Regions from separate parts of the Homo sapiens genome. Here region 1 is linked to region 2. The links are chromatin loops, found by intact Hi-C in ENCODE. Cell type or tissue: HepG2. All regions are shown on one strand. Each heading gives the region's core, and the rest is flanking DNA. Links, peaks and the distances in the headings are about the cores only. Region 1 overlaps SLC38A4-AS1 (SLC38A4 antisense RNA 1). Region 2 has its middle 170 kb from the start of SLC38A4.

Region 1 (2,817 bases), core at 156-2,655, 80 kb after region 2:
GGAGTTGCAACTAAGACTAAGCTATTTCTGGGATTTTTGACAGTAAACTAGCTTATTACTGAGATATTAATTGAAGGGGAGGCTGAGAATGGAAGAGGAAAGTGTGTTAAGCCAATGGCACTAACCTTAGAAGAAAATGAGAAATGATTTCCACGAAGCTGAGGACATTACTCTTGAGTCATAGTCTCCTTACTATGCCATCCACATTTTACCAAAAGGAGAAGGAGGGGTGAGGGAATGTTCGGAGCCATAAATAATTTTTTTCTATTTCTGAAATCCAAGGTTTTCCAGCAAGCATATTTCAGTCTAAGATGTGTTCCCTTTCAAACAGGGACACATTGAACATAGCTTGCTGGATGGGGAAAGCAGTGTAGAAACCACAGCTAATTCCTCTACTTTACAGATGGTGATGCTGCCCATTGTTTCAATTCACAAAATAAGTTGATGTGAGAAACCTGGGATTTTTGGCCTTCAGACCTGTTCTCTTTCCACCTCACCACATTCCATAATCAATGACAAATTTCAATCCTAAAATGCATCTTAAACAGGGAACTTTTCTGTTTCCATTAAACAGAACTTCACAAAGGGAGGAAAAATACCCGTGGGCTAAACAACAAATTAATTATATTTATATAAATCCATCCACCAAAAACCTATTTTATTTACAGTCTGTGCTTGCCTAACTACTCTTGTGTGATTACATAACTCACATTATTGTTTATCAACATGTGTTAAGATAGAACTTTCTATATTTTATTAACCCTGAAATTTTCGGGATAATGTTATAAATTTTGACAGTATTTGTTGAGGTTAAAGATAAATTGGTGCAGTTTAGATAGTATGATAACCAGGAACCAAAAAATACTCAAATCCCATTCTATCAACCCACCCTCTTCCCTACATGCTCCTGAGGAACCAAACAGCCAATGAACCCATCCTACTAAAAGTCCGTCAAAGGCCTTAGATGCAAAAAGCAAAGAGCTTTCTGTCTTAGACTTGGCGGAGCTACCTTACCAGGCCTAAATAAGTGTTCTACTTCTCATTACAAATCAAAACCTGAGAACCATCATGTTCAGACATGTTCCAGGGAGAGTTGTTGAATCTATACAAAAGACCTTGGCTTAACTGGCTCTCTCAGAGATAGAAGGACAGAGGCAGAATAGAAGAGTATGTTCATGAATATGAATTGCCTTTTAAGGCAGCGACCTCGCCCATCAGTGAACATGGTATAAGATGTGTATATAGTGTAACTATGGTGCAAGACATGGGAAATCTGAAATCAATATATGAATTTAACTTGAGATTGCCTTAGGGCCTTACTGGCAAGGGTTCAGATTGGAGAAAGCCACTAAGCACAAACCACCTTGGCCAATTCCTGCCTGTCTGACTCTAACGTCAAAGAGAAAATGTGTCTGAGTCTAGCTCACCCAGAGTTTTGGCAGGATATTTACACCACTCTGGAACAATAGCAACAGTGAACTTTCCCTTTGAGTACCCCCAGGTCAAAGCTCATCTTCCAGGAGAGCACTCAAGTTAATCACTGGCAGCAGATTCTATTCTCCAAGTCAAAAGCAAACAACTCCCCCCAAGTCTTCACTAAATATTCCTGGAAAACCTCTACTCCAAGTTGGTTTCACAAGTCCTTGCTGTTAAAAAAAAAAAAAAAAAAAGAATATCAAACGTGGGGCATTGACTAAAACAGTAGATTGAAACTGAATCATAGAATTTTTTAGCATTCTAGTTATTTTTTCTTCTTAATTTTTTGCATTATTTCAATTTGCAAAAAATAAAAGATACATATATATAAATGCACATAAGCCTGTGAGATTTACAGGGACCCTAAGTTGTTTCTTAATTGCCATGATACCTAGGCTTCCAACTCTCAACTATACGAACATTGCTTTCCATCTGGTACTGGTCACTTACTATGTTCAAGGTACTAATCTGTAAGAAGTATTGTGAGGAGTATAAAAATATACAAGACCCAGTTTAGGCTCTTGAGAATCTCACTATCAAGTAAGAGAGACAAAAAACATCACAAACAATAATATAAAAGCTGTTAAGGCAGTTTATCCTAACATTAAAAGACCGAACTTCGGAGTAATAACTACTGGGTTTAAATCCCACTTCAGTCATGTATTCGCCTGTGGACCTTCAGCAAAGATATTGACTACTCCGAACCTCAGTTTCCTCACCTGTAAAGTAGAAGTAATATAAAAATAGTATCAACATTATGATTTTTTAGGGGTTAAATGATTTTTTTTCCATTTTCCAAGTTAAAATGGCTGGTTCATATTAAGAACTCAATAAATTTAGCTATAATTATGTAAAGGGTGGCATGAACAAAAATATATTAAACAGATATATGCTTAAAAGACAGACCCTACAATCACTGAACAAGTCCAATTCTTGGCCCTCTTTTGATAAGTGACAGAGAGAGAGAGAGAGAGAGAGAGAGAGATAGAATAGACAGAAAGATTAATAGACAAATAGATAAGAAAATACCAAAACCAGCTTTCTTTCACCCAATAGAACTTTGGGAGATAATTATCTCCCATTATCACATAAAGAAAAATATAATTTGTTTAAATTACAGCTAGTGCCCATCTTTATTTTCCTAATTTCCTGTCTAGGGCAGTGCTAGTTGTTTGATTGCCCCCCATAGTGGAATATTTCCTTCTTCTTTCTTTGATTGGAACGCTCTTTGTGGTGAAGATTCTAAGACCAGGTCCACACTAATGCGAAAATAAACATGAGGGTGTTTTAAGTAATTTAAAAAATATTGATATAAAAAGCCCATCAAATCAGTATACTAAA
Region 2 (2,817 bases), core at 296-2,795:
AAATAAAAAGGTGTTAGCTACAAGAGTCTCTTATACAAAGGCATAGAGGCAGTTAAGAAAAAAAATTTTTTTTGAGCACTAAAGTACAATTTTGCATCCAAGTGGGGTGGAAATTTTGATGCCAGTGTATATGGGCATTATAGTTATAAATTAGGTGATTTCTCCTGGGTCCTGCCAGGCACAAAGAACATTTGGCTATGTGTGTGTCAATTTAACTGAAGTCATTACTCAGGAAACAGGCTTATGCTCCTCACTTAACATGTTCTTTTTAAAGCACTGGGATTGGCTCACTAAAAGAGCCTTTTGTAAAGTAATAAAACTTTTGCTTGTGTGAATTTTACCCTACTAACTGCTAAATTCCTTTTTTAGTGTATAGGATTTCCTCAAAGTGAAAAGCCCTCACTCTGTGATTTGATACAAAAGACATACCATGTTAAATTTCCCGTAAAATCTAATACATCGAGGAGGGAAGTAAAATCCATTATTGGGTCTTTTCCTCCTCGTGAGGTGAGAGAAAATTGCTCCCTCCTTGTAGTACCTTAACCCCTGGCTTGCCAATATTTTCTCTTCTTGTAGTAGCTGTGTCCAAAAGAATAGCTAAAAAAGCAGCAAGGCTCACTTTTTATCTTTCAATAAGCTACAATATTAAAAATTAATTATATTATTTTAACCATATATATCATGTTGCAAAGACAAAACACAAACATCTGAAATTGTATGAAATGGCCTTATGTCCAGTTTAAGCCTAAGTATAGGAGTAGCCACAGATTGGGGGTGGTTTCCCTGCTGCAGATCAGCTGAGTCCTGGCCACTCTCAGTGACATGGCCCAGAAGTTTGGAAAGGCAAGGAAGGTATGAAGGTAATTCTAATTTCGGATTGATGGAATAACTCAAACAACTAACCTATTCTAACGACTCAGCCCCAGTTCTTCCCTTTAATGACTCTGAAAGGCAAAAATTGACAATTCTACTTGACCCTATTTTGCCTGTTTTCTGTTATTCTGCTTAGTGTTAGTAACAACTAACAGCTCTAATGCTTGTCTCTCACTGTACTGAGTCATCAAGTAAGTCTGACCGGCCATCACTTAACAGGCAGTCCTATCTGCAAAGGGACAGAGTTTCTATATTTGCTTCATGCTACAAGTGACATTTTATGACAATTGTGCCTCAAAAGTGGTTTTTTTCTGAAAAAAAAAAAAACAAAAAACGAAAAATACTTCCTAGAAAAGTATTTCTCTCCTTATTCAGTATTGCACATCCCTCCTCTGAAAAGGAAAACAATTCAAATATGACAACTTTCTGAATTTGTTGGGTATTGCTTAAGAAAAAAGAAATATGTGCATATTTCTGATTATCTCCAGCATAGAATTGTTTAAGTCCTGGGGCAATATATGTGTTGGCTTACATGGCATTGAGCTCTCCCAAGGGAGACTGTACCCCATTCCTGATGAAAATATCAGCTTTCCCTTATAAGAACTGGCAGAGCTAAAAAAAACAATTCCTTTGTCTAGAGCCAATACCTTTTACCCAAGCATATTATTATCTTAGTAATCTATTTCATATAAAAACAACATTTGATCAAAATTAAGTTAGGGTGTCAGATAAGCTAGAGCCTTCAACTGTTTGGTTTTATTTTTCACAAGGTCAATTTTGACCCAAAGTTCTAGGAGATGAGTTTAAGATATGTGAATAAAAACACACACCCTTGCTGATTTTGCAAGCTTTCCAGCTACATAGACTTAGAACTTTGCTTATAGAGTTAGAAGGAGCCTTATGCATTATCTAGTTCTGTAGAGAAACTGAGGCCAAGAGAGGTCAAGGGAATTGCCAAAGGTCACAACCAAGCAGTACCAAGAGCTAACCTTTCCTGCCTGCTAGTCCAGGACTCCTCCCATTACACCATCGTATCGTTATTTAGGTCAGCATTCAATTAACAAACCATGACATTATGCACCCACCTCTATTTTCACAAATATTACAACATTCAACAAACTTATGTAAAACAAATTTTATAACTAACTAGCATTCAGGAAATATCTCCTTCTAAAGAACTATCATCTTGCAAAAAATTAGTATTTGGTAAATGAAACCAGCTATTTTTGTGACATATTATATTCCTTCAATCAAAGCTCTGAATCTAGAAGAAATTTAAGCACAAAGCTGGCAAAATAAATTAGCAGAGTGGGCCCCAATGAACATGGCAGACCTCAAGGCAGCTGTGCCAAGGGGTGGGTAAGGCAGCAGCCAATCAAGAGCACCCATCCAGGGCATGAACACAGCACAAGTGAGAGGCAGAAGTGACAAGCCCAATGTGACTGCCCAGACTGGGAAGAGCTAAAAACTCTCAAAATCGCTCGGCCAAAAGTTAGCAACAAACACAATAATGCCTGAGAACATTGTTGTTTTTGCATGGCTTCAAATTACTAGAAATTCCTGACTAATATCCCCTCTCCCACCCCTACCTTCAGGCCTTATATAATTTACTGTTAGGTAAACCACTCTGTGACATTTCAATGGCCTTTTTATATTTCAACAAAACTTATTTTTTACCATTCTCCAGGATGAATTATGAAAATGTCTAAAGGCACATGACTATCAAACATTAAAAGTCATGCTGTAGGCTGCACGCAGGGGTTCACACCTATAATCGAGCATTTTGGGAGGCCAAGGCAGGAGGATCATTTGAGTCCAGGAGTTTGAGACCAGCCTGGGCAACATAGTGAGACCCTGTCTCTACAAAAAGTACAAAACAAATTAACTGGGTTTGGTGGCTCACATCTGTGGTCTCAGCTACTTGGGAGGCTGAGGCAGGAGGAT

Evidence for each region. A loop is a pair of places that touch in the nucleus more often than their neighbours do. Peaks named below come from ENCODE experiments on the same cell type or tissue, not always from the same donor. Only the 100,000 strongest peaks of a DNase experiment are listed, where the experiment ranks them.
Region 1: it touches region 2 in a loop (3-fold over the local background); 14 of 110 quality-filtered maps call a loop at or near these places.

What each region holds. Positions count from the first base shown.
Region 1 is chr12:46,575,895-46,578,711 of GRCh38, reverse strand. All of the region lies in intron 3 of SLC38A4-AS1 (SLC38A4 antisense RNA 1), which reads right to left. Among named protein-coding and RNA genes, the nearest start is that of SLC38A4-AS1, 190 kb to the right of the region's middle. In HepG2, for the core only: no CTCF peak of the experiment used is centred there; a DNase peak (open chromatin) is centred at 1,501.
Region 2 is chr12:46,656,211-46,659,027 of GRCh38, reverse strand. No RefSeq gene overlaps it. Among named protein-coding and RNA genes, the nearest start is that of SLC38A4, 170 kb to the left of the region's middle. In HepG2, for the core only: no CTCF peak of the experiment used is centred there; no DNase peak of the experiment used is centred there.